Regions from separate parts of the Homo sapiens genome. Here region 2 is linked to region 1. A link is an interaction called in ENCODE POLR2A ChIA-PET data of the cell type or tissue named here. Cell type or tissue: A673. All regions are shown on one strand. Links, peaks and the distances in the headings refer to the core of each region. The heading gives the core; the rest is flanking DNA.

Region 1 (15,476 bases), core at 1,411-9,410:
CTGGAGTCAAGCAAAGCTAAATGTTAAACCGAATTGTGCTTTCCAATTTAAAAAAAAAAAGGTACATACAAAATACTGAATACAAAAATTCTCCCAACAAAAGCATCATGATTTGTTTTTGCATCTTGACATAAAAAAGAAATTCATACCTTCCTACCTCTGCAGAGGGTTTGAAAAAAGAGAAAAAAAATTCAAAGCATTTGATATTTTTCCTTCAATTATCAGCCAAAACTGCACATGGTTTTTCCTAACAATTCAAATACAAATCTGATTTAGTTTGATAAAAATACATTAATAAGGTTTCATAATATGTGCAAAATTTGAAATAAGTTGAAATTTCCATTTATCCCTATGGGAAAATTAGTTGCAAATGTTGCAAGTATTGCATTATGTAATGTCTTCTAGAATTATTCCTTGCATAGTATATTTTTGGTTTGGTGGGTTTTTTTTTTTTTTTTTTTTTGAGACAGAGTCTCGCTCTGTTGCCCAGGCTGGAGTGCAGTGGCACAATCTCAGCCCACTGCAACCTTCGGCTTCCAGGTTGAAGCGATTCTTGTGCCTCAGCCACCCAAGTAGCTGGGATTACAGGTGCCCACCACCACGCCCAGCTAATTTTTGTATTTTTAGTAGAGACAAGGTTTCACCATGTTGGCCAGGCTGGCTTGCGTATGTTAAAAACAATCCTGTCCTTTGCTGAATTTCATTTCTGGTGGCATATAATTTGGAGACTGTACTGAGGCTTAATGTTGACAAACACAGTTTAAAAATGCACATGGCTAAATTCTAAACAAGTTATATAAGGGTATATAAGAGTTGGTGGGTCTGTTGGGAACTGTAAATATAATGGGGTCTTACATAAAGACATTTTACTTTTGTTCTATAAGATTGGGCATTGAAGTTAGATGTTGTACAATTTATTTTTAGAGATGGGGTCTCACTCTGTTGCCCAGGCTGGAGTGCAGTGGTGCAGCCATGGCTCACTGTAGCCTCAACCTCCCAGGCTCAAGTGATCCTCCCACCCCAGCCTCCTGAGTAGCTGGGAGTACAGGCAGGTGCCACCACACCTGGTTTTTTTTTTTTTTTTTTAATTTTTGGGAGACAGGGTCTTGCTATGTTGCCCAGGCTGCTCTCAAACTCCTGGGCTCAAGTGATCCTCTTGCCTCGGCCTCCCAAAGTGCTGGGATTATAGGCATGAGCCACCATGCCCAGCCTGTTATACAATTTTAAACCTGGTCAAGTGGTAATGTTCTGATGAATTTGTTTCTCTGCAAGAACAAGGAAGAAAACATTACTTTGACCAGGTATTCAACATGATTTGATCCAAAGCTACTTTTAGATGCTACATTTACCTGATAAAAAGAGGGATAACATTATGCCCAAATGGATGCATTGTAAAGAAAATCCAGAACAGTTAACAACTACAGAAACAAAAGAGATATCTTCCGCTTACTTTATTTACTTGTTTTACAAAGGCAGTGAACACCAAAGGATATCACCAACAACTAAAAGGAGTTCAAAATGCAGGGGAAGGAAAACTAGCTGAAACTTGAGTAAAGGCTCCTGTGCGGTGTGAGCCCTTGGGCCCTTTTCCTCCACCCATCATTGAGTATATAAAGGCGCTTGTGGTGGAGCGAGATGGGGCGCGTTTTCTTTTTTTGAGATGGAATTTCGCTTTTGTTGCCCAGGCTGGGGTGCAATGGCACGATCTTGGCTCACCACAACCTCCGCCTCCTGGGTTCAAGCAATTCTCCTGCCTCAGCCTCCCGAGTAGCTGGGATTACAGGCATGCACCACCACGCCCAGCTAATTTTGTATTTTTAGTAGAGACGGGGTTTCTCCATGTTGGTCAGGCTGGTCTCAAACTCCCAACTTCAGGTGATCTGCCCGCCTCAGCCTCCCAAAGTGCTGAGATTACAGGTGTGAGCCACCACACCCAGCTAGGAAGATGCTGTAAGTGCTTAAATTCAGCCACAGAAACTGGCAGTTACCTGAAAGAAATACAAGAAACTAGGCTTTTCCGAGCTAGAAGTGTATGTGCTGTAACTGCAATGTGTCTGCAGGCCCAGATGTCTGAGGAGCAGCAGGAGGGCGGGGAGGGAGGCTCAGTGAGACCAAGTGCGCTATCAGCTTCAGAATTTGGAAACTCTGTATAGAGAGAGGGCTTGTTGTTGATAATGTCTAGATAACGGGGTTTGGAACCTGTGTATAGAGGGCTTGTTGTTTATTATAATGTCCAGATAACAGGATGACATAGAACTATCTTCTATGATGGTATGACTGCAGTTGAAGGGAGGCCTAGAATACTGACCTTAAATACAACTCTATCTGTTTCACTGTTTTACTATGCAAAATCTGGGCCAGGCCCGATGGCTCACTCCAGTAATCCCAGCACTTTGGGAGGCTGAGGCGGGAGGATCAGTTGAGCCCAGGAGTTTCAGACCAGCCTGGGCAATACGGCAAGACCCCAACTCTTAAAAAAAAGAAGACTATGCAAAACCTAGGCCTTCTATATTATTTTTGTTTTGCCTTTGACAGAACAGTCCAACTCCTCATAATATAGCTTTTGATTTTAAATGTGGGTGAAAAATGCAGGGGGCCATTACCCTCCCCCGCAAACATACAAATATCTAGCTTTGAACAGTGGTTCCACTACATGAAAAACACGTGCAATGGGCCGGGCGCCGGGCGCAGTGGCTCACGCCTGTAATCCCAGCACCCTCAGAGGCCGGGCACAGTGGCTCACGCCTGTAATCCCAGCACTCTCGGAGGCCGGGCGCGGGGGCTCACGCCTGTCATCCCAGCACTCTGGGAGGCCGGGCACAGTGGCTCACGCCTGTAATCCCAGCATTTTGGGAGGCCGAGGCAGGTGGATCACTTGAAGTCAGGAGTTTGAGACCAGCCTGGCCAACATGACAAAATCCCATCTCTACTAAAAATACAAGAAAATTAGCCAGGCATGGTGGCGGGCACCTGTTGTCCCAGCTACTCGGGAGGCTGAGGCAGGAGAATCGCTTGAGCCCGGGAGGCGGAGGTTGCAGTGAGCTGAGATTATGCCACTGCACTCTAGCCTGGGCGACTGAGCAGAACTCCTTCTCCAACAAAAACAAAAACATGTGCAATGGTTGTTGAAAATGCAGATTCCTAGGCCTTACCCCAGCTCTACTGAATGTGAATCTGTATTTTAACAAATACTCCAGGAGAGTCTAATGAACAACCAAGTTTAGAAACCAGCAGACCAGTTGTCTTGAGACCAGGTAAAAACAATGGCACAGCATGCTTGTGCCTAACACAGAAGATGTGCTTTCTGGCACGTGAAACACGCCTGCTCTCCAGGAAAACACAGCCAAGTTAGGTGCTGGGTTTTCAGTAAGAGAAGTTTCATCTGAGAAAACCAATGGTGTCTTCGTAAAAAAATTCAATGGAAATGGAAATAACCTCCCCTAAAATGGAGAAATGAAGCAAAATATTCCTGTTAGGAATCATGGGAACGGTCCCTTCTGAGAACACACAAGAGCTTTGTTTAAGCAGACAGCTGGCAGCAGCAATCACGGTGTCCTGTTCCTTGTTTTGGCCAGGCCAGTGCCCACCGTCCTGGGGATCCTCAAACAGCAGATAACTGGTGCTGCTGTTGCTTGGGTGGGGCAAGTTCCAGGAGAGCCTGGACCGTCACTGCAACCTGGCTCAAACCTTTCTCTTCTAAAATGTGGAGAGGCAAACATAATTGCTCCTGAAAGGGACAACGTAACATGAAAACAAACAAAAAAGAAAATCGGATGAATATCATAGAACTGAAAGGAAAAAATAAGCACTTCTCCCCTTCACAATCATCAACTTAGATATGAAAATTAGTACCTGGGAAACTGACCTCAGTGTAAATATGAGTTAGAGAGATGGTGTCTGACACTCACTGTCACTTTATTAATACAACTAAAAGTACATACAGATCATTTTCAAAATTGGAAAATTGACAAGTAGCATATATCTATACATACAACAGAGGGAAAACAATACCGCAGGGTGAAAGCAACATCCTTTATCCCTGATGAATAAAAGGTCAATACAGGTCTATAAAATAGGCAGGTGAAAAATAGAAAAACAATTCCACGCTACCAGATGGCTCAAGAGTAAAAGATACTACACTTGAGGGTAAGTTCCCTACCACAAGAATGAAAGATAGTTTGAAAACATAACTCAGCCTGCATGAGTTCTACGCTATCTGCATTATAATCCTGACTGTGAAAACCAGGGTTTCCAGACCAGATAGGGCAAGAAACTCAGTGTATCCTGAGCTCTTGAGAAACTTCCCCCTAATTTGAATAATTCATGGAAGGGCCTGTCTGAATTAAAAATCTGAATTACAGAATTAAAAGCAGTATTTGAAAATGTAAAGGATTTAATATCCTGGTATTTAACAGCCTGAATTATTCCAGGGAACTACTATGTAAGCTTAGGCAGGAACATGTTGATTACCAACATGTGAGAAGTGTTGACACTGTTTGCTTGAGGAAGTTAAACGCTTCCTTAATGTGTGCATCGTTAATTTGTTAGGTTAACCCTTTCTTGTGAGAGAAAAAGGCAAATCTTAAGAACAGCATTTATCACTAGCTTTCTGTTAAGATTAAATATTCCAAAAAGAAAAGAGATTGCTCTTACAAAGAACAGAATATAGAATTCTGGTGCCACTAAAAAAAGATTATATATGTTTGTTAAAACAACTAGTTGGGTTTTTTTGTTTTTTGTTTTTTGTTTTGCTTTTCATTGAGACGATATTACTAGGAAATTTTATAAAACCAGTTACAATAAAATATATAACAAGTATTTTTGAGGCAGTTATTGGTACTTGTGCTTACTTTTTATTTAATACTTATTTTGATAAAATGAGGTAACTGTAATCTTTTGATCTAAAAAAACTAGCAACTTTGTAGAAATACTTTGAGTGCAACTGCAAGTCTAGATAAATGATACTTAAAATGAACCTGCCCAGTGTTTTGCTGTCGGAAGAGACGTGCTTTCTCCAAGGCTGATTCCCTGGTCTCTTCCTCTCAGCAGCGCCCTAGGACCTGCGCGGCCGGTGTTCACACTCAGAAGCCTGTGCTTTCTGGGGCACCCTCACCTCCCAGCTGGACTAGAGGGAGTGCCGTGTGTTCTCAAGAGAATGTACAATTACAACCCCTAAACCACATGAGAGCCTGTGTGTGTTTTTTAACAGGTGTTTCAACTCTGAGACATCTTAAAAATATAACCAACCCAATTCCCCAAAGTCTGAAAGGCACCTACTGACACAGAAAACTGAAGTTTTCATCATCACAGTGTTGAGTGTTTCAGCATTAATAGTGAACAGTCTTTTGACCTGTGAAAATAGCTGTCCCATTTCATATGGAAGAAAACCAAACCAGTGAGCCCCTCAGGCTGAATTCTACACCCAGATGTTATGCTCCTCCCTCAGGCTGAATTCTAAACCGGATATTATGCTCCTCACAATCTCTCTTCACACTTGAGTTCATCCTTTATCCCAATTTTGTTAACAGAGTTCAGAAGGTTCCTGAATATTCAGAAACACCACTTATGAAACTAGAATCTAACCGCAATTATAGTTTCCAGCATTAACGTCTAGCAGCTAAGTGCTACGCATTCTGAAAGAGCTAGACAATATTCACTGCCTTGAGCACAGAACAGGGACTGCTGCCCTAATACTTCTCCTGCTACTGTTTCACTATTAAGAAGGTTTGAATATGTTAGAAATCACATAAATTCCAAATTTAAACAGAATGCTGGGAGTGAACCTCAGTCACACATAACAAACACAATCTGGAAGGTGCCCACCCTGAGAGGCCAGCTCCAGCCCATCTGCTCGTGTGCAGCACATACAGCGTATAGACTGGGCTCAGAAGAGCAGTCTAGGGAATGTGGGTGATCTTCAAACTGAACATTCTGACCAAACTAAAATTATTAAAATTATGGCCAATACCTTTGAAACGTCCAGACCGCAAATGCTTATATGGACCTGTGCCTACCGACAAAGCGGGGATTCAGGATCTCAGGACACAGTTCAAAGCAGAAATCTAAGTAACCGGGTGCGGCCAAAACCAGAAAAGGCACGACGGTTCTCCTCGTGAGCAGCTGCTGCAAAGGTTCAGTCACTCCACAATTCAACACTTGTGCTGAGGCACGGAAAAATGGCCAGATGGGAGTTGTATTGTGTGACTTGGAAATAAAGCTCTACATGTCATATTCGAAGTACAAGTTCAGAATTGTATTAGTAAAAATGCTTCAGCATTTATGGTAAGAGAAACAAGGCCACAGGCCAGGAGAATGGACGGATGACCAGGAGAAAAAATGCTGGTCTTTTACTCTTTGTTAGCAATCGTAAATGTTTACTAATGTGAGGGGGTGCTCATCTGCAAATATAAAGAAAGGATTTACCTCCTTTATGGGTTAGCTCTTTGAGGGCCAGCAGGGAGAAAAAGCACTTATGTAAATAATTCTGGATGAGAAACAAACCTCCTTTACCAAGCACAGGAATGAGGCAGAAAGTCACCGGAGTGCAATCTTTCAGCGAGCGGGGAAGAGCCAGTAATAAAGCACACAGAGAGTTAACATCACAGTACAGTAAAATGCCACAAAACCCAGAAGCTGCAGAGAGAGACAGACAAAACTGGATTCTTCTGAGTGTGCCCCAAGAGAAAGGAGCGTTTCAACAGTTCTTTTAACGCTGAGGTTTAGCTGAAGGATGTCGGAAGGGGAACAAAGATTGTCCTGTCCAAAGTGTAAGCAGGAAAGGAAAACAGAAAAACAAAGTCAGTGGATCAGAAATGCAGATTTGAGTATAGAATTCATATGATCATCTCAGTCATATTCACATATACACATCCTGTAACATTTTTACATTGAGGAACAAAAATAAAACGCTGAAAACCCAAACTACAAAGAATCTTCTCCATGCTGAGCCTGATCTTACTACTAAATAGCAGAATAAAATTCGTTTGTTGGTGACTGGTCTGAACATTAAGAATACAATACACAGGCCGGGCGCGGTGGCTCACACCTGTAATCCCAGCACTTTGGGAGGCCGAGGCGGGTGGATCACGAGGTCAGGAGATCGAGACCATCCCGGCTAACACGGTGAAACCCCGTCTTTACTAAAAATACAAAAAATTAGCCGGGCGTGGTGGCGGGCGCCTGTAGTCCCAGCTACTCGGGAGGCTGAGGCAGGAGAATGGCGGGAACCCGGGAGGCGGAGCTTGCAGTGAGCCGAGATCGCGCCACCGCACTCCAGCCTGGGTGACAGAGCGAGACTCCGTCTCAAAAAAAAAAAAAAAATACAATACACAGAAGTGGATGTTGGTTTAGGGTCGTGTGAGGCCTGAATGTAGTGAGGTGTGTGTGAAGCAACCTCTTTCCTGACTCATTCTCCTCTATTTAAAAAAAAAAAAAAAGTAGGTCAGAAAGCAAGGACGAAAACTGCAGAGGCTGAGGAGACGGACGTTTTTGGAGAAAGCCATGTACATCAAAAAGGTTCAAAGACTGAGGAAAGCCTCATGATCCGGGGGTAATTTACTACCCAGAAGCCAAATGCATTCAATGACTTGGCATTCCTCTAAAAATCAGAGGGTGTCTGTTTTATTTTATTTTTTTATTTTTTATTTTTTTTGAGACGGAGTCTCGCTGATCTCGGCTCACTGCAAGCTCCGCCTCCCGGGTTCCCGCCATTCTCCCGCCTCAGCCTCCCGAGCAGCTGGGACTACAGGCGCCCGCCACCACGCCCGGCTAATTTTTTGTATTTTTAGTAGAGACGGGGTTTCACCATGTTAGCCAGGATGGTCTCGATCTCCTGACCTCGTGATCCGCCCACCTCGGCCTCCCAAAGTGCTGGGATTACAGGCGTGAGCCACCGCGCCCGGCCAGGGGGTGTCTATTTTAACCAAGTCCAGCTCGAGAATGTGTTCAAAATGAAGGCAGAGCTGTTAAGGGCCTCAGAGATCATCCAAACCCTCCATTTTACAGATTGCAAAATTCATTAAATAAATACAAGAATGGACTTGACAACAGGGAGACAGACATCCTTTAACACATAACATAACGACTCTGGGACAAAAGATACTGGACTCAGATACAAGTTTTTAATCACCCATTACAGTTTTTTTGAATGTAGCATATTGAATAGAAGCATAAAAATAAAGCAAATACCCACATGCCCAATGTCATCAGAGGTTTTTAATAACTGCCTTGTTCTTCAGTATTTCACTCATACTTTAACTTGTACAACACTTTAAAAGTTACACAGAGAAGGGAAATTATTTGTCTTTATCTATCTTACCTGGGTATAGAATCTGACAAAAATATTTGTAATATTGTTTTCTGTTTTACATTTTCAAAAGTGGTCATTATTACATTCCCAATGTTCAAGTCACACAGAGCAAAGTGGGGATGTTTAAGTAAAGGCCAGAATGACCTGGAGACCAGGAGAAAAAGGAAGACGAGGAGGTAGAAGTTTCTTCTCTTCCTCTGGCAGAGGGACCTCAGAAGGCTAGTTTGAACCTACGAGTTTGTGCGTTTATTCATTTTCTTTCACTTTGTTCTAGACAGATGACTAATTTTTCAGCAGAAGTAGCAGCTTGCTAGGAAGCCGTGTAAAACTGGCAGTGGTTGTGGTGGGGACGTGGGTGGGAGGTGGAAGGGGAGAAGGAAGGGGCAGCCTATGGGAACGTCCATTTCCTCTTTCTGGTGACGGAGAAGGAGGGAGGATGCATCAAAACCTCAGCCTAACCACTCTGGAAAAAGACCCAGTCTTTTAAAACTGTATTTTTTTTTTCTTCGTACTTGCCTTCCAACAGCACAGCTCTGGTAGGAACAGGGGCAGGCTGGCCCATAACAAACATGGTCAACCACTGCATGCAAATACCAACTTAAATGTGTATTTTAAGGCACACTGTTTTGTACTTTGTTGGCTGATGGTGGGAACATCCTGAAATAATTCCAAGGTACGGACTTTAAATCTCAGAGACCCTCAGAGGATGCTTCCGAAAGCCCCGCGGACAGGCTTAGACCTTTCAACAGGTTTTGACATCTGGTAAGTCAACATGACTTGCTTGAGTGGGGCCATTTTCAGCACTCTCCTGTCTATTTTGCATTTCCCATTCTCTGCACCAACCCATGCCATACTCTCTTTGTTTAAAGACACTGTGGCAGGGAACTAGAGCAGACACTGGATGTTTGTGTAGCAAGAACCTCTTTAGGAAGCAGAAGGGAAGAACTGGAGGCTAATGTGCACTATTAGAATAAACTTGTTTAAAAGAATGTATGTTATTTCTTCAGAAACCATATTCAGTGCTCTCAAAATATTTAAAAAGGTCTGTTCTAAAAGATGACCCTTTATAAAACAACATAATATAAAAACGAAAATTTTGCTTTCAATTTGTCCATAGGAATCAAAAAGGTGTTTGCTAACTACCACTTTATGTAAATTTCCATTCTTGTATAATTCAGTTAAAAAAAAAACAGCAAAAGAAAAAAGTAAAAAATAAATAATAGAATGATGATCTACTTTCATAAGAGAAAAACAATCCTGGGAATCCTGCTGGCTGACACAGATGATCTGTGGAGCTGGGCGCTCTCTCTTTCACTTTGTAACATGTGATGCTGTGGCCTAGTCAACTCCTGGCTAGTTAGAAAGAGGTGCGGTGAACTGGGTAAAGAGAATCACTGTCATGGGTGCGGTGAGTTGGGTAAAGAGAATCACTGCCATGGGTGCGGTGAGTTGGGTAAAGAGAATCACTGCCATGGGTGCGGTGAGTTGGGTAAAGAGAATCACTGCCATGGGTGCGGTGAGTTGGGTAAAGAGAATCACTGCCATGGGTGCGGTGAACTGGGTAAAGAGAATCACTGCCATGGGTGCGGTGAGTTGGGTAAAGAGAATCACTGCCATGGGTGCGGTGAGTTGGGTAAAGAGAATCACTGCCATGGGTGCGGTGAACTGGGTAAAGAGAATCACTGCCATGGGTGCGGTGAGTTGGGTAAAGAGAATCACTGCCATGGGTGCGGTGAGTTGGGTAAAGAGAATCACTGCCATGGGTGCGGTGAACTGGGTAAAGAGAATCACTGCCATGGGTGCGGTGAGTTGGGTAAAGAGAATCACTGCCATGGGTGCGGTGAGTTGGGTAAAGAGAATCACTGCCATGGGTGCGGTGAGTTGGGTAAAGAGAATCACTGCCATGGGTGCGGTGAGTTGGGTAAAGAGAATCACTGCCATGGGTGCGGTGAGTTGGGTAAAGAGAATCACTGCCATGGGTGCGGTGAGTTGGGTAAAGAGAATCACTGCCATGGGTGCGGTGAGTTGGGTAAAGAGAATCACTGCCATGGGTGCGGTGAGTTGGGTAAAGAGAATCACTGTCATGGGTGCGGTGAGTTGGGTAAAGAGAATCACTGCCATGGGTGCGGTGAGTTGGGTAAAGAGAATCACTGTCATGGAAGCTACAGGAACAGGAACCAAACTCTGAGAGCAATGGTGGAGCTGTTGATGAGCCCCAGGGCCACCCCTGAGTTACTGATACCTAATTAGAAGGTGATAGAGAAGAATCATGTTTTCCTCCTTGCAGGCTATAGACAAAATATGTTAACAAGACTTGTAATGGTCGTGGTTAATGAAAAAGTATCACATGGCACCAAGTCATTTATTTCTTTAAATTTGTCTTTATACCACATAATATTCCTTAATAGTATAATACTTAGTTGGTTTAATATAATTGCTTTTTAAAGGGGTTATTGGATAAGACTGTATCAAGTTCATTTCCCTTAATCGCATCTATAAATAAATTTAACTATTTGTAATATTAAAGGGCAATAAAGTTATAACTGAGCTGGAGGCAATAAATCCTCATAGCAGGACAACAGCTTAGAAATGGCCTGTTGCATGCCAGACTCCAAAGAACCAGAGCTTCATGGAAAAACTGATGAAATCCAAATAAAGCCTGTAATTCAGTTAATCGTATTGTTCTCATGTTACTTAGTTTGAATTACTGTCCTATGTTTGTATTAGACGTTAGTTAACATTAGAAGAAATTGACTGAAGTATACAAAAGGAACTCTAGGCTATTTTTTCAACATTTCTGGAAGTCTAAAACATTTTAAAAAGTATCAAAGCAAGTGTTAGAACACTGAAGCCAACTGCAGCATTCTCAATCTGAGATATACTTAGTTTTTGAAGGATATATTTAGTTGTCAAATAGCAAGTGGGAAAGTTTAGGAAAATAGAATAATTATTTCAAATTACTTATACTTATTTCAATCTATATATTTATAATTTCTTTGTGTGGTCCTTGGAAATAATCAAGGAAAACTGTTCAAAAGTACACTGACTCTTGTAACACAAAGTCATGTTAATTATGATCGACTTAGCTCAGAGCTAGTCCTGTAAGATTTTAGAGATTTACATTTCTAAAATTTTAGGACAACCAAGTCTATTTAGGCAACATAAAAAATGATAAATTTATTACCTGAGGTACACCAATTTTTCTGCAAGCTTCTAGGAAATTTTCCACATTTCGCCTGCATTTCGCCATTGTTAATTTAGGCTGAAATGAGGAAAAGAAAATGTGTTACTAGAGAAGTTTTGTTTCTGGGACAGGGTCTCACTGCCACCCAGGCTGGAGTGCAGTGGCGCAAGCCTGGCTCGCTGTATCATTGACCTCCCAGGCTCAGGTGATCCTCCCACCTCAGCCTCCCAAGTAGCTGGGACTATAGTTGCATGCCATCACACCTGGGCAATTTTTGTAGAGACAGGGTTCGCCACGTTGCCCAGGCTGGTCTTGAATTCCTGAGTTCAAGCAATCTGCCTGCCTCAGCCTCCCAAAGTGCTGGGATCAGAGGCATCAGCTAAATGCCCAGCCTACTAGCAACATTAAAAAATATTTGCTAACTTTAGAAATACTCCTGGCAATCGCTTCATAACTCTCAATGCTGTAGACTAGGGGGTCAGCGAACTTTTTTTTAAAGGATCAGATAATAAATGTTAGTTCTGAGGGCCATAAGAACTGTTGCAATGCCAGGTGCGGTGGCTCACGCCATAATCCCAGCACTTTGGGAGGCTGAGGTGGGCGGATCACCTCAGGTCGGGAGTTCGAGACCAGCCTGACGAACATGGAGAAACCCCGTCTCTACTAATAATACAAAAATTAGCCAGGTGTGGTGGCGGGCACCTGTAATCCCAGCTACTCGGGAGGCTGAGGCACGAGAATCACTTGAACCCGGGAACCCGGGAGGCAGAGGTTGTGGGGAGCTGAGATCGCACCATTGCACTCCTGCCTGGGCAACAAGAACAAAGCTCCATTTCAAAAAAAAAAAAAGAACTGTTGCAACCACTCGAGTCTGCCAGGAGCTTGAAAGCAACTATAGACAATATGCAAACAAGAAAGTGTGACTGGGTTCCAGTGAAACTTGATTTACAAGAAGAAGTGCTGGCCTGTGGGCAGTACTTTGTCACCCCACACTTGAGACATTGGCTTTGATTTTGGAAGGCAAGTACTAAATAGAAAAACTTTGAACGAATAGTTACAAACTTTTTTTTTCCATTTTAAAACAGTGTAACACTAAGGCAGCAGTCCTCAACCTTTTTGGCACCAGGGACTGGTTTCACAGAAGACAATTTTTCCATGGACAGGGCTGGAGCTGGGGGGGATGGTTTCAGGCTGATTCAGGCACATTACATTTATTGTGTATTTTATTTCTATTATTACATTGTAATATATAATGAAATAATCATACATAATGAAATCTACCGTAATGTAGAGTCAGTGGGAGCCCTGAGCTTGTTTACCTGCAACTAGACAGTCCCATCTGGGGATGATGGGAGACACTGACAGATCATCAGGCATTAGATTCTCATAAGGAGCCCGTGGCCTAGATCCCTTCCTCGCATGCGCAGTTCACACCAGCGTTCATGCTCCTCTGAGGATCTAATACTGTTGCTGATCTGACAGGAGGCAGAGCTCGGGTGGTGATGTGAGTAATGGGGAGTGGCTGTAAATACAGATGAAGCTTTGCTCACTGGCCTGTTCACCTCCTGCTGTGCAGCCCAGTTCCTAACAGGCCACAGACTGGTACCCATTTGTGGCCCAGGGGTTGGGGACCCCTGCACTAAAGAAAACTTGGAGGAACAGCCAAAAAAATTAATTACCCATAGTTCATCATTTAAATGTAACTACAACACTTGATTCATTTCCTTTCAGTCTTTTTTTTTTTTTTTTTTCTTTTGAGACAGAGTCTCACTCTGTCGCCAGGCTGGAGTGTGGTGGTGCTATCTTGGCTCACTGCAACCTCCGTCTCTTGGACTCAAGTGATTCTCCTGCTTCTGCCTCCCAAGTAGCTGGGACTACAGGTGTGCACCACCATGCACAGCTAATTTTTGTATTTTTAGTAGAGATGGGGTTTCATCATGTTGGCCAGGATGGTCTCGAACTCCTGACCTCGTGATCTGCCCACCTGGGCCTCCCAAAGTGCTGGGATTACAGGCAAGAGCCACTGTGCCTGGCCCTTTCTTTCTTTTTTAGGGTCAGGGTCTCGCTCTGTTGCCCAGGTTGTTGTGCAGTGGCATGATCGTGGCTCACTGCAGCCTCAAACTCCTGGGCCCAAGTGATCCTCCCGCCACAGCTTCCTGAGTAGCAGGTGCACGCCTAATTTTTTTAAGTATTTTTGTAGAGATGGGATCTCACTATATTGCCCAGGCTGGTCTTAAACTCCCAGCCACAGGTGATCCTCCTGCTTGTCTCCTTCTCAGCTTCAGCTTGATCCCACAGGGAGCTCACAAGTGTGAACCACACGACACTCCCTCCTTGAGGTAGGAGGGCTCAGCCCCATGCTTGTCCGTCACTGGCTATGGGCTTAAGGGAAGAGCAAGGTGGCCTAGGACAGGTCCCTGAAACACACTGGGGGAAAAGTATATTACATCTGTAAGTTTTGGATGGTGTAGTTAAAATACACATACAAATATAGATACATAAAGCAAGTGCGGCAAAATGCAAGAAACGTCAGATCTAGGTGCAGACTTTAATAGTGTTCGTTGTAGGATTCTTTCCACTTTTCTGAAGGTTGAAATTTTTCATGATAAAAATGTGAGGAAAACAGAGGAGGGGTGTGTCAACCCAAAGCCTGTTCTTTTGTGGACTGCCATCCTGAAACTGATGCCCAGACCTGACCAGCAGTGCAAAGAGAACCTGCCAGTTATCCTGAATGCATTTTCTCCCTCATCTTCCACCTGAGGTCGGTCACAGATCATGTCAGTTTTACCTTTGAACCATCTTCCCTCTCACTGCCCAGTTAGTCCAGGCTTTAGTCCCGGCTTGTTATCTTCCTGGCCTGGACTAATACAACAGCCTTTTAATTGGGCATCTTTCTTTTCTTTTCCCTTTTTTTCTTTTGAGACAGAGTCTCGCTCTGTCTTGCCCAGGCTGGAGTGCAGTGGTGCGATCTCAGCTCACTGCAAGCTCCGCCTCCTGGGTTCAAGTGATTCTCCTGGCTCAGCCTCCCAAGTAGCTGGGATTACAGATGTATGAACCACTCCTGGCTAATTTTGTATTTTTAGTAGAGTTGGGGTTTCACCATGTTGGCCAGGCTGGTCTCGAACTCCTGACCTCAGGTGATCCACCAGCCTCGGGCTCCCAAAACGCTGGGATTATAGGCGTAAGCCAGTGCACCCAGTCTCTTTTCCTTTTTCTTTTAAGAAACAAGATCACCCAAGCTGGTCTCAAACTCCTGGGCTCATAGGATCCTCATGCCTCAGGCTCCCAAGTAGCTGGGACTACAGGCACAAGCCACTGAGCCTGGCTTGGGCATCTTTGTAGTGTACCACCTTTAATTTTTCCATTTCTCACTTAGCACCTAGATTCATCATTCCTTTTTTTTTTTTTTTTTTTTCTTTGAGACAGGGTCTTGCTCTCTCACCTAGGCTGGAGTGCACTGGCACAATCACGGCTCACTGCAGCCTCGAACTCCTGGGCTCAAGTGATCCTCCCACATCAGCCTCCTGAGTAGCTGGGACTATAGGCACATGCCACCATACCCAGCTGATTTTTGTATTTTTGGTAGAGACGGGGTTTTGCCATATTGTCCTGGCTGGTCTCAAACTCCTGGGCTCAAGCAATCGTCTGCCTCGGCCTCCCAAATTGCAAAGATTATAAGCATGAGCCACCGCGCCCAGCCTAGATTCGTCATTCTAAACTGCAGTTAGAATCATGGTATTCCCTCTTTAATTCAGTGTATCCTCATTGTCTGTACTAGGGTAAACGTCCTTCACACGGTTCATAAGGCCTTTGTACCACGGCCCCAGCTCACGTCTCTAGCCTTACCCCTTACCATTTGTATTACAACCCTGTGCACGATCCATTCTGAACAATTTACCAATTCCTTAAGTAAAAGCCAAACTTTCCTTAGCTTCTGAATCTAGAAATCCTATGCCTGGAAGGCCCCCTCCCCTCTCTGTACTG
Region 2 (14,025 bases), core at 1-8,000, 71 kb before region 1:
TCCCAACCTCCATGTACCTACCATAGGATTGCTTTTTATGAGTGGAGTAATATGGCTTAATTTTATTTTAATATACTGGAATGCTTTGTCCAGTCACAAGTCCCAAGAGCTTCTCATCCCAGTCTATCCAAATGAACTGCCAAAGCCCATCAACATAATCTCCATTCAAATTTTAAGTTTCCCAATCTGCATTGAACAAATGCATAGTATCACAAAGCACTTGGCAGGTGTGGTGGCTCATAACTGTATCCCAGCACTTCAGGAGAGGCCAAGGAAGGAGGATTGCTTGAGCCCAGGAGTTTGAAGCCAGCATAGGCAAGAGTCAGACCCTCTCTACAAAAAATTTAAAAATGACCCAGGGATGGTGGCATGAGCCTGTGGTCCCAGCTACTTCAAAGGCCAAGGGAGGATTGCTTGAGCCTTTGAATGTGAGGCTGCAGCGAGCACCACTACACTCCAGCATGGGCAACAGAGCAAGACTCTGTCAAAGATACTCGCATTAAAACCCGTTCCCTTCTAAATCTCTGTACTCGCCCTGTAATTTTCATCACATGTCTCTCTGACCCCCTTGTACTCCAAAAATGCTGAGCAACCTCTATCATTTTAAGCATGTAGCAAATCAATTTAAGGTAGTAAGTTTTTTAATCCACTTAAAAATACAAGAGCACAAATCCACATTTATTTATTGATTTTTCGTTAGTTTAAATCCTTGAGGGGTACAGCATCTGCAGGGAAAAAAGAACACAAAACATTAGGTGAATGTTATATATACGTCTACAAATCAAGAACCGTAATACGGATAAATCTCTGAAAGGCTACCAATTACATGTTCTAGTGGTAAGGAAAGTTTTTATAGCCTTCAGTCTCTACGTGAACATACCGTAAGAACCGGCACTCATAAAAAACATGTACTGGCCAGGTGCTGTGGCTCACACCTGTAATCCCATCACTTTGGGAGGCCTAGGCGGGCAGATCCTAAGGTCAAGAGATAGAGACCATCCTGGCCAACATGGTAAAACCCTGTCTCTACTAAAAAATACAAAAATCAGCTGGGCATGGTGGTACGTGCCTATAGTCCCAGCTACGCAGGAGGCTGAGGCAGGAGAATCGCTTGAACCTGGGAGCTTGCAGTGAGGCAAGATCCCACCACTGCACTCCAGCCTGGTGACAGAATGAGACTCTGGTCTCAAAAAAAAAAAAAGAAAAAGAAAAACATGTACTGAAGGTACATTTAATTTTGCTTCTTCTAAAGACAGAGTAAAAGCCTCCTCTGTTGATAAACCCTAATGAACCACTTAGCAGGGTTCAACAGTACCCCCTGGCCCCAAGAATACATGGTATGCATATATTCTTGGTCCCAAGAATATACAGTCTACATTCCAAAATGGACCCTAAAGAAAAAGTACGAACTATTTGAGAAAAATTACAGGAGAAAATTGAGAAAAATTTAGAGTCCAAGGCTGGCACCAAAGACCTGAGACCTAGGAACATGAGAGTCTGTTTTCTTCATGTACAAAATAAAGCTACTAACACCTGTTCTAACAAGACTGACATGATGGAAATGGCAAAATATTAACAATTATGCCAGGCGTAACTGTTGAATTGTTGCTTTCTAACAATTACTTCAGTGCCCAATAAATATCTTCACCAGAAAACTATTTATTCAAGGCTGGCTGTGGTGGCTCAAGCATATAATCCCAGCACTCTGGGAGGCCAAGGTGGGCAGATCACTTGGGCTCAGGAGTTCAAGACCAGCCTGGGCAACATGGAGAAACAAAATACAAAAATACAAAAAATTATCTGGGCATGGTGGTATATACGCCTGTAATTCCAGCTACTCGGGAGGCTGAGGCACAAGAATCACATGAACTTTGGAGGCAAAGGTAGCAGCAAGCTGAGATCATGCCACTGCACTCCAGCCTGCGTGACAAAGTGAGACCTTGTCTCAAAAAAACACAACAAAAACCCCAAAAATTAGCTGGGTGTGGTGGCACACGCCTATGGTCCCAGCTACTTGGGGGGCTGAGGTGGAAGGATTGCTTGAACCCAGGAGGTCGAGGCTGCAATAAGCTGTGATTATGCCACTGCACCCCAGCCTGGGTGACAAAGTGAGACCCTGTCTCCCCCCAAAAAAAAAACAAAAAACAAACAACCAAACACCTAATTCTTTCAATTACTATCTCTCCAGTGTTCTGCAATACACAAATTTTGCAGCATAATTTACTGGTGTCAATTTCACAACCACAGAAGTCCTCAGAAGTCAAAGCACAACACCTTGAACCTAGTCTGATTCATCAGACGTCCATTTTGCTAAAAACCATACTCACCACTCGGATTCTGTGTCCAATGGCCTTAGCAGGAAGATTGCTTCGGAATTTGGCACGAACCATGCCACTGTTTCCATGGGCCCGAGTTACTTTTCCCCAGATGACTCTGGTTTTGTTTGGTTTGCCGCCAGGAGTGACTGTGTTGCTGATTTTAAAAAGGGAAAGAAGAGGAATACAAGCTGATATAGTTGGATACAAATTCAAGGTGACCTCTACACGAGTGGCTCTCAACCCTGGTTACCCACTTCATCACCTGAGAAACTTTAAATGCCTAGAACACCATTCATTCAACAGATACTTATCGAGTAACTATTGTATGCCAGGCCCTTCTGTAAAATACAGCAGCTATAAAACAAAAATCTTTCACATGATAACCAAGTAAGTTTAAGGAAAATACATAGGTCAGATGATAACAGAGGCAATATTGAAAAAATAGCAAAAAAGGACAAGTGTGAGGATATTTGTGTGTACAGAAAGGAGGAATTACCTGCCATTTTAAATAGCCAAGGAAGGTCTCACTGAGGTGACCATGGAACAAAGACTGGAAAGGGAGGGGAAATGCCATGAAGTGATCACGGGATGACTAGCGCAGGCACTGGGGCCAAGGAGTGTGTGTCCTGGCCGGAAGAAAGACTGAAGACACCAAGGGGTTAATCCCAGCTGAGATAAAGAGAATTATGGAGCTCTTAATGACGGGCTTTTACTGAATGAGAGAAACTACTGTGGTTCGAGCAATGTACAAAGGATATGACTTTATATATATTTCCTTTAAAGACCACGGGGTTGTCTTGTCACCCAGGCTGCAGTACAGTGGCCCAATCATAGCTCACTGCAGCCTCTATCTCCTGGCATCAAGCAATCCTCCCACCTAGGGCTCTCAAATGCTGGGGCTACAAGTGTGAGCCACTGCACCTGACTTAAAATTTTAAAGGAACACATTGGCTGTAGAAGAAAAGGTGGGGCAATGATTAAAACACTTTCCCAGAGATTTTAATTGGCTTGGAGTGGGTGAAGACAATAGGATTTGCTCTTGTTGTCCAGGCTAAGGTGCAATGGCACGATGGCTCACGCCTGTAATCCCAGCACTTTGGGAGGCTGGGGCGGGTGGATCACGAGGTCAGGAGTTCGAGACCAGCCTGGCCAACATGGTGAAACCCTGTCTCTACTAAAAATACAAAAGTTAGCCGGGTGTGGTGGTGCGCGCCTGTAATCCCAGCTACTGGGGAAGCTGAGGTTGCAGTGAGCTGAGATCACACCACTGCACTCCAGCCTGGGCAACAGAGCAACACTTTGTCTCAAAAAAAAAAAAAAGTCTACAGCATAAACATCTTTAGGCATGCATAAAAACTAATTTTGGCCTGGTGCAGTGACTTGCGCTATAATCCCAGCACTCTGGGAGGCCGAGGCAGGTGGATTACTTGAGGTCAGGAGTTCAAGACCAGAGTGACCAACACTGTGAAACCCCGTTTCTACTAAAAACATAAAATTAGCTGGGTGTGGTGGCACACGCCTGTAATCCCACCTCACTCGGAGGCTGAGGCAGGATAATCGCTTGAACCCGGGAAGCAGAGATTACAGTGAGCTGAGATTGTGCCATTGCACTTTAGCCTGGATAACAAGAGCAAAACTCTGTCTCAAAAAAGAAAGAAAAAAAGAAAAGAAAGAAAAGAAAAAACAAGGGGCGGGGCACCGTGGCTCCTGCCTGTAATCCCAGCACTTTGGGAGGCTGAGGTGGGTGGATCACAAGTTCAGGAGTTTAAGACCAGCCTGGCCAAAATGGTGAAACCCCATCTCTACTAAATATACAAAAATTAGACAGGCATGGTGGCGGCCGCCTGTAATCCCAGCTACTCAGGAGGCTAAGGCAGGAGAATCCCTTGAACCCGGGAGGCGGAGGTTGCGGTGAGCCGATATTGTGCTACTGCACTCCAGCCTAGGTGACAGTGAGACTCCGTCTCCAAAAAAAAAAAAAAAAAAAAAAAAAACCCATAATTTTAAGGCATTAACAAAATGCATTAAGCACAAGTGTTCTAAAAATCCTTAAATTCTGGCAAAAGGAGCCGAGAAAAAAAATTAGAAACCTTAAAAGGATCACAATATAAGGAATTACCTCCTTTATTGCTTACAAGTGCAAAAGGTACCTAAATCCAACACCACCCTCAGAAGTAACGTCCTTCTAAAACTCCCCATTAAGTTCCTTAATGACGCAAAATAGAAGCCACAGCAATACCAATCCAGCCTGGCCAACATGGGGAAACCCATTCTCTAGTAAAAATACAAAAATTAGCCGGGCGTGGTGGCACACCCCTGTAAGCCCAGCTACTCAGGAGGCTGAGGCAGGAGAATCGCTTGAGCCAGGAGGCAGAGGCTGCAGCGAGCCAAGATCGCGCTACTGCCCTCCAACCTGGGCAACAGAGACTCTTGTCACAAAAACAAAAAAACAATACCAAGTACTTCAGCTAAATCTTTTGTTTATTATTTCAATAGGATAATGAGGCCAGGCGCGGTGGCTCAAGCCTGTAATCTCAGCACTTTGGGAGGCCGAGGTGGGCGGATCACCTAAGGTCAGGAGTTTGGGACCAGCCTGGCCAACATGGCAATACCCTGTCTCTACTAATAATACAAAAACTAGCCGGGCGTGGTGGCCGGCGCCTGTAATCCCAGCTACTCGGGAGGCTGAGACAGGACACTTGCTTGAACCCGGGAGGCGGAGGTTTCGGTGAGGGAGACCAAGTCACTGCATTCCAGCCTCGGCAACAGAGCAAGACTCCGTTATATAAAAAAGAAAATGAGGCAGATCTCAAAAACCCAAAACCTACCAGTGTCATAAACTTACTTCTTTGCTTTATATACATAAGCGCATCTCTTGCCCAAATAGAATTCTGTTTCATCTCGGGCGTAAACACCTTCAATTTTAAGAAGAGCTGTGTGCTCCCTTTGGTTCCGGAGACCCCGCTTATAGCCAGCAAAAATGGCCTTGGACCACAGCCTAAGACACAAAAGATACACAACATGAAACATAAGCTTCAAAAAACCAATCTGACTTGTAATCACCCCCACCCAAAAGTTACTCAGAGCAAACATCTAAGTTTTTTCTTGCCAATTTTAAGCTCGCATTTACGTTCACGTCTAACACACAAAAATAAAGAACTATATTTAAAACGCGTACCTTCCAGACATAGTTCCTTTTAGAAGTCCCGTTCCCAGCAGGCCTTAAAACAAACAAAAAGATTAGTTTAAAACCAAGCCACACAAGTTTCCCACCTCGTCCCCTCTCGTTTAAGCCCCTAAAGCAAATTCCTTTTGGATGGGAGTTTCATGTAGGAGTTCGGGGACAACAATGCCAGAACATCCATATGAAACGCAGGGTCCGGCAAGACATTCAAACCTCAGAGAACAGCTGGTATCTAAGCAAACTTCAGAATGAAGACAAAACTAAGGGACAGGAGTCACAAAAATGACTCTCAGAAAAGCCTGAGAAAATGCATGCCGTTATCAGTAGGCAACACTCAGGAAAAGAAATGAAGCCTTAAAGAGAAACACACACGTAAGACTTTTATGCAATGGCTGGGGGAGAAAAGCTGAGGAAAGAGACTGGTCAGACAAGCCAAGGAAGGTATGGACTGGGAGGAAACGGATGAAGGAAGCACTGCCTCATGGACAACTGCACACGAACAAAAACATCGTTTCACTCCGTTCAGGCCCAGGAATTTAACTGGGATAACCCGGGCAGCCGTTCTCCGGGTGTCAGGGGACCAAACACCATCAGCCCAACATCTCCTCCATCCTGTTCTCCCTCTTCTTGAAACCCGTAGAAATCAATGGCTGGCAGAGACTCCGATACGCACCGGCGACTCGCCAAGGCACAGGAACAAACCTACTCCGGTTATTTGCCCCCAAATTTCAGCAGCAGACCCTTCACTCACCTCCACAGGAGCCAAGATGGCGGTAAGAGAAGGACGAGGCCCCGCCGCGTGGCCTTGTGGGATTAAACATCTTTCGACTCCGCCCTCAATTTAGGCATCTTCTCCAAACGCCAGAAAAACAATCCTCGGAAATCGGCTTCGCACTGAAATAAGCCACATTCAATAGCACTCTTACAATTATTTTCCTAAGTCCTTTCATCTTGGTAGGCTGCAAAATGTACTACTTGGGAACAAGGGAAGGCAAAATGGTAGCCAGCTAAATCCGCCAAAGCTGTGCGTTGCCATAGAAACAACTTAGTTTACTTCCTGCGTCCCCGGACGCCGTAGGTGGAAAGGCGAACCCTGAGTGGAGGATGTTCCCGCTGCCTAAAGAATGATTGACTGTAAGATTGATTTGCCAACAGTGGGGTGCTTTTCTCTCGATACACACAGCAATAGACAGAACGGAAATTCTGGGATCCTAATCTAGCATGGAAGAGAAAGGCCGGGAGCACGAAGGCAGCAGGACCTCTTCCTTCTCTTTTTTCTTTTTCTATACTTCTTTTCTCCCCTCTACTTATTTATCTCTTTCAAGAAATGAGACTGGGCACAGTGGCTCACGCCTGTAAACCCAGCTCTTTGGGAAGCCGAGGCGGGAGGATCGCTTGAGGCCAGGAGTTCGAGACCAGCCTGGGCAACATAGTGAGACCACCTCCCCCAACCTCTACAAAAGAAAAAAAAAATGAATGAAATGACTTAAGTTCTTACCTCCATTCTTCTTTTTGGATCCGAGGTATGAGGAGGACTGCCTGCAGGAGGCTTTATCGCCCTTTTAGGAGAACTCGTTTAGCTGCCTCGTGTCCGCACCTAGTAGGTCCTCCGTAGATACTTGTAGAGGTGGATTAGTGGACGCCAGAGATTCACATTTCCGAATTATTGCATATTTATTTGGGTTATCCTATGGATTCATTCATTTATTTAACACATAGTTTAATGAATGACTACCCTGTACCAAGGTTTGTGTAAGATGACACGGCAGTAAACAAATCTATGCCCTCGTGGAGCTTATATCCTACGAGGCGGAGCAACACAATGAGCAAGTAAAAATAGATGACACGTTAGAAGATGATAATTTCTGTGAAGAAAATTAAGCAGAGAGGCCACTGTAAAAGAGGCTTTCCCCACTTTGAGATGGGAAGTATGTAAAAGAGGCTTCCCCTGCTTTGAGATGGGAACTATTTAAGGGTCCTGAACAGAAGGGTGACTCTATCTGACTTCTATATTGACAAAGTCACTGTGTTGAAAGTGAAGGGAGGCAAGGGTATCAGCAGGAAGATAATTATAGGTTCCTGTAGTGACTATGATGAGAGGTGATGGTGTGTAAACAGAGGATATTGAGTACTGGAATTCTGAATATATTTAAATTCTGGCAAGATTTGCTGGTGGATGAGGAATGAGAGAGAGTAAAGTATGACTCCGAAGTTGTATGAAATAGATGTATATAAGTCACTTTTAAAATCAGATCCTCTCTTAAATACAACAGGATAGAACTTGTACCTTGTAGCCTACTACCCCACCCAGTGTTCCCTGTCCCAGAAAGAAATGTGCTAGAAATTTCACTATTAGATATTGATTTGTCAAAGTTCTATATGGAAGTCCTCCTGGGAGGAATAACACATTAAGTGTGAGTTTCATTCGTTTGCTCGTGTATTATTCGTTCCACAAATACTTATTGAGCACTGAGACTTAGCACCTGATACAACTGTGAGCATCGTTGTCATGTTGCTGCTTTCATGGAACAGTTGTCTAGTGGGGGGAAACTGACACTAACGTAACAAATTGTGAACACAGCTCTGCGGGAAAGTAGTGGCATGAGTGCCCAGAAGCCTGATCTGGCCTGACGAGTCAGCGAAAGGATCACTTGGACAAGTGTCAGTTAAGGCATTTTTCAAACTGCAGGTGATGACCATTAGTAGAGCATGATAAGAATACTTTTTAAAACAAAGTATGGGCCGGGCGCAGTGGCTCACGCCTGTCATCCCAGCACTTTGGGAGGCTGAGGTGGGTGGATCACTTGAGGTCAGGAGTTTGAGACCAGCCTGGCCAACATAGTGAAACCCTGTCTCTACTAAAAATACAAAAATCAGCCAGGGGTGTTGGTGTGTGCCTGTCATCCCAGCTACTTGGGAGGCTGAGGTACAAGAATCGCTTCAACCTGGTAGGGGGAGGTTTCAGTGAGCTGAGATCCTGCCACTGCACTCCAGCCTTGGTGACAGAGTGAGACCGTCTCAAAAAAAAAAAAAAAAAAAAAAAAGGTAAAGCAGGAGTGAAACTACAAGGGATGATGGAGTCTCCCGGGACCTAGGAAAGAAATAGTTACCTAAGCCCAGAGAGAGACGTTTGGAGAGAATTGCCTGACAGGAGCCATGACCTTTGATAGAGGAACATAACCAACCAATTATATTCTGGCAGAGAAGGAGCAGGGAGAATAAATGTCTGATCTCACTTCTCTACACTGAATCTCTTTCTGGAATCTCCCCTGGATATACTCCATACGGGTCCATCTCTCAGAGCACAGAAAATGTTAGAGATTTCACCTAGAAAAATGACACTGTCTTAAGCTGGTGATGGGTCAGTGGGACTTTACACGGTGAAAAGGTGAGGGAAGAGTGGCTCCACTGGAAGGAATAGCAGGTGCAAAGACCCTGAGTTGCAAGGGAGCATGAGTCCAGAGAAGAACTGAAAGAAGCCCACTGTGGCTGGAGCCCAGAGAGCAAGGAAAGTGCAGTTGTAGTTGGGTCTAGAGAGGAACAGAGGGGCCCAGATCATACAGACCTTGTGGACCAAGTCAAGAATTTTCTTCTTTGTCCTAAGGCAACGGGAAACCATTGAAGGGTTCTAGGGAAGGACATGATGAGATTTTCCATTTTAAAAGATCACCCTTTCATTTTAAAAAGCTCACTTCCTGAACCTTCTGTCAGGATATCAGAAAAAAAAAATTTAAAAATTAAAAGATCACTTCCAATTTAGAGGTTGTTGGAGTAGTTCAAGCAAAAAAGAAAACAAGGAAACAAACAAACACAGCAACAACTAGGTCCAGCTTAGGAGATATGGAAATAGAAAGTAAAATCCGCCTGGGCGCCTTGGCTCACGCCTGTAATCTCAACACTTTGGGAGACTGAGGCAGGTGGATCACCTGAGGTCAAGAGTTCGAGACCAGCCTGGCCAACATGGTGAAACCCCGTCTCTACTAAAAATACAAAATGGTGGTGTGAGCCTGTAATCCCAGTTACTCGGGAGGCTGAGGCAGGGAAATCACTTGAACCTGGGAGGCAGAGGTTGCAGTGAGCCAAGATCGCGCCATCGTACTGCAGCCTAGGCAAGAAGAGAAAAACTCCATCTCAAAAAAAAAGAAAAGAAAAAAAGAAAGGTATTCTGCTTAATACCATGCTACTTCCTCCTAAAACTGCCCCTGCATCAGGACATTTGGCTAGTCTGAAGTACTTTTTCAAATTTATGTGAAGATTCTGTTTTGTGTGTTTGAATTTTTGCATGTAAGATTTTTGTTGCAAGAGTCATATTTGCACCACGTCTCTCAGAGTTGCTTTATTGTGGACAAATTTACATTGGAAACTCACCACTCACTGTCCATTCAGTACAACGCAAACTTCTCCATAGGGGTTTTCACTGTAAAGCTCATTTAAGCAGAAAGGATTTTGGTTTACTGAGGAGGGGTAACATCTTGATAGCAATGTTAAACTGATTTCCAGGATTAATACAGTTTTCCTTTTTTTTTTTTTTTTTTTTTGAGACGGAGTCTCGCTCTGTCGCCCAGGCTGGAGTGCAGTGGCGCGATCTCGGCTCACTGCAAGCTCTGCCTCCCAGGTTCACGCCATTCTCCTGCCTCAGCCTCCCGAGTAGCTGGGACTACAGGCACCCGCCACCACGCCCGGCTAATTTTTTGTATTTTTAGTAGAGACGGGGTTTCACCGTGTTAGCCAGGATGGTCTCGATCTCCTGACCTTGTGATCCGCCTGCCTCGGCCTCCCAGAGTGCTGGGATTACAGGCGTGAGCCCCCGCGCCCGGCCCCAATTAATACAGTTTTTCTAAGTGTCATCTCACTTATTCCTCTAAGTCCATGTGGAGCAAATTCTGTTATCTGGCAGAGAAGATGAATTGAGTGACCTAATTAAATATTACAGTAATCAGAATGATAGAAAAAATCAAGTATATAGAGATTACCAATTAAAAATCGGTGATATAATAGAACATACTAAAACCACGTTGAACATTAATTTACCTAAAGAAGAGGCTCACAGAGTGCATGTGTCTTGAGTTTGGTAGAGCAGTAATAACTCAGTTGACTTCTTCATAGACCTGCACTCCATGATGTCGGAGGCTCTTTCGCCTCTGGGACTGCTCCACTCCGCACAAAGAGGCGATAGTCACAGCTCCCGTAATCATTTAATTTTCTCTTAATGAAATGGTATAGAAATAACTGAAACATCATTCAAGACGCCCATAAACTAATCTCAGTGTTTCTTTCCCATTTTAGGTAACTGCACTTTTGTGAGATTATAAATATACCACGGAGGGTAACGAAGCTACAGAAGAATGGAAGAGTATGTTTAAAATTCCAATGTTTTTTGTATACATGTATTTAAATTATGCCTTCTGTTAAATTTCTGTGTATACCTTATCTATTGCTGCGTAACAGATTACCCCAGAACTTAGTGACTTAAAATATAAACATTTATTCTTTCCCACAGTTTCTGTGGGTCCCAAGGTTAGGAGCAGGTTAGCTGGATGGTGCTGGCTTGAGGTCTCTCCTGAACTTGAAGTTGGCCAGGGGTGGCAATGATCTGAACACTTGATGGGGGCTGCAGTATCCACTTCCAAGGTGGTTCATTGACAGAGCTGGCAAGTTGGTGCAGGCTGCCGGCAAGAGGCCTTAGTTCCTTACCTTCATGGATGTGTCCACAGTGCTGCTGAAGTGTCCTCATACCAAGGCAGCTGTCTTCCCTCACAGTGAGAGATTTGAGAGAGTGAGGCAGAAGCTGCAATGTCTTTTATCACCTAGCCTTGCAAGTCACACTCCGTCATCCCCACCGTAACCTTCTGGTTACATAGGCTAGTCCTGCTCGGTGTGGTGTAGACTACACAGAGGCGTTAACACTAGAAAGTGAGAATCATTTGGGCCACCTTGGAGGCTGGATACCACATTCTGTTTTTCACTCATCATGAGACACTTTTGGTTAGCATCCAAAGATACTCCTAGGGAAAAAAAAGTTAATTTTGGCTCAAATTCAAATTGATCAGAATAGCCAAATTGCATGAACTACATACCTTTATTAAACAGTAGGCCAGGCGCGGTGGCTCACGCCTGTAATCCCAGCACTTTGGGAGGCTGAGTTGGGCAGATCACCTGAGGTCAGGAGTTCAAGGCCAGTCTGACCAACATGGAGAAACCCAATCTCTACTAAAAACACAAACTGGCCGGGCGCGGTGGCTCACACCTGTAATCCCAGCACTTTGGGAGGCCGAGGTGGGCGGATCACGAGGTCAGGAGATCGAGACCATCCTGGCTAACACGGTGAAACCACGTCTCTACTAAAAATACAAAAAATTAGCCAGGTGTGTTGGTGGACGCCTGTAGTCCCAGCTACTTGGGAGGCTGAGGCAGGAGAATGGTGTGAACCCAGGAGGCAGAGCTTGCAGTGAGCCAAGATCGCGCTACTGCACTCCAGCCTGGGCAACATAGTGAGACTCTGTCTCAAAAAAAATAAAATAAAATAAAATAAAATAAAAACACAAACTTAGCCAGGTGTGGTAGCACATGCCTGTAATCCCAGCTACTCGGGAGGGTGAGGCAGGAGAATCGCTTGAACCTGGGAGGCAGAGGTTGCGGTGAGCTGAGATAGCACCATTGCACTCCAGCCTGGGCAACAAGAGCGAAACTCCATCTGAAAAAAAGAAAAAAAAAAAAAGAGTAAGTTGTTTGCCTTTGGTTGGTCAAAATGGAAGATACTTAGCAGAATCACACGCCAAATCCTCCTTTTTTTTCATCTAGGTTCTATTATACGACGATGTGAATATCACAGGAGCCCAGCACGTTGCTGCCTGTGCTTTTGAGTTAAAGTAATGTTTAAATATTGGTTGCTGACTTATTTTTTCTTTATTCTTTCCTTAGAGACAGCCTGGAAGACTCAAACCTTCCTCCAAAAGTTTGGCATTCTGAGATGACGGTGTCAGTGACAGGCGAACCACCTAGTACCGTAGAAGAAGAAGGAATACCTAAAGAAACAGACATAGAAATCATCCCAGAAATCCCGGAAACTCTAGAGCCACTGTCCCTTCCAGATGTGCTGAGGATCTCGGCAGTTCTGGAGGACACCACAGACCAGCTCTCTATTCTGAACTACATCATGCCCGTTCAGTACGAAGGGAGACAGAGCATCTGCGTGGTATAGACCCACTCACCATGAGTTAATTTTGCTTTATTTTTTATTTCTCCCTCATTTATAGTACCTATCCCATTAAATGTACTTATTTTTCTTTCTTTCTCTCTCTCTCTTTCCTTCTTTGTTTCTTTTCTTTTTTTTTTTGACAGGGTCTCGCTCTGTGGCCTAAGCTGGAGTGTAGTGGTGCCATCATGGCTGACTGCAGCCTCTACCTCCCAGGCTCAAGTGATCCTCCCACCTCAGCCTCCTGGGTAGCTGGGACTACAGGCCTGCACTACCACACCCAGCTAATTTTTTATAAAAATTCTATAGAGATGGGATCTCACTATGTTGTCCAGGCTGGTGCCATTAAATATCACGTGGGAAATAGCACCTTTATTTCAGATAAAGGGGCTACAATAACTATCTGAGATATGCACTCTCAACTGATGGAGTGAAATTGCCATAACTCAAGGTATATTACCAGACAGAATATCCTTTTCTAGTATATTGGTTTTACCCAAAAAGGCCTCTACTGAAATCAGTATGAATACAATCTATATACTGAAGAGATGGAATTACTGAGTTGTCCCACCCAACTTGTATTTCTCAGCTGCTGCAACCTAACTGAACACTAGGGGGAGGAAATTCAACTCCACTCTTAACGCTTTAATCTAAAATGACTTTGTTGTCATTGATGAATCCTCTGTGAAGCAGCACTGAGTTATCAGAAAATTAACTTAGTAGTGAGCAAAGTCTTTATGCATTTTTAAGCTCTTGTACATTTCAGTAACTTAGGTTGTAGGTATAAAATGGAAACAATTTATAAATAGAAGTACACATTTATCAAGTTATAAATAATAACATTATATAACTTGTTCAGAAGATACTTTTTTTTTTTTTTTTTTGAGATGGAGTTTCGCTCTTGTTGCCCAGGAGTGTCTAGGCTCACCGCAACCTCCGCCTCCCGGGTTCAAGCAGTTCTCCTGCCTCAGTCTCCCAAGTGCTGGGATTACGCCACCACGCCCAGCTAATTTTGTACTTTTAGTAGAGACGGAGTTTCTCCATGTTGGTCAGGCTGGTCTTGAACTCCCGACCTCAGGTGATCTGCCCACCTCGGCCTCCCAAAGTGCTGGGATTACAGGCGTGAGCCACCACACCCAGCCCAGAAGATATTCTTATGTCTGATTCTATGACCATTGAAAATTGCTATATAAATAAGAGGGTAAATTGCTTTTTTTTTCATTTTGTTTGTTTTGTTTTTGCTTTTCATTTCTAACAGTAAAGTCCATATTTATCAAGAGAAGAAAATTAAATTTCCCTTTAATTTTCCATTAAAATTTCAAATTTTC

What was found. ChIA-PET counts read pairs that join two places held together with the same protein. Peaks named below come from ENCODE experiments on the same cell type or tissue, not always from the same donor. Only the 100,000 strongest peaks of a DNase experiment are listed, where the experiment ranks them.
Region 2: POLR2A ChIA-PET joins it to region 1 with 11 read pairs; 2 of 35 experiments call an interaction of 5 or more read pairs at or near these places.

The regions. Positions count from the first base shown.
Region 1 is chr3:197,871,792-197,887,267 of GRCh38, reverse strand. LRCH3 (leucine rich repeats and calponin homology domain containing 3) reads right to left here. Exons shown (of 21, transcript NM_001365715.1): 20 at 11,493-11,570; 21 at 1-3,727. The coding sequence ends at 3,602. Among named protein-coding and RNA genes, the nearest start is that of RPL35A, 71 kb to the left of the region's middle. In A673, for the core only: no CTCF peak of the experiment used is centred there; DNase peaks (open chromatin) are centred at 4,407 and 5,507; H3K4me3 peaks cover 1,419 bases; H3K27ac peaks cover 4,921 bases.
Region 2 is chr3:197,942,450-197,956,474 of GRCh38, reverse strand. It overlaps DRC9 (dynein regulatory complex subunit 9), which reads left to right. Exons shown (of 12, transcript NM_032263.5): 3 at 10,789-10,855; 4 at 12,424-12,697. The coding sequence starts at 10,848. RPL35A (ribosomal protein L35a) reads right to left here and starts at 6,285. Exons shown (of 5, transcript NM_000996.4): 1 at 6,254-6,285; 2 at 5,497-5,539; 3 at 5,164-5,316; 4 at 2,328-2,472; 5 at 1-725. The coding sequence starts at 5,507. The coding sequence ends at 702. RefSeq lists enhancers at 4,236-5,017, 5,801-6,583, 6,663-6,882. In A673, for the core only: no CTCF peak of the experiment used is centred there; a DNase peak (open chromatin) is centred at 6,454; H3K4me3 peaks cover 5,128 bases; H3K27ac peaks cover 7,091 bases.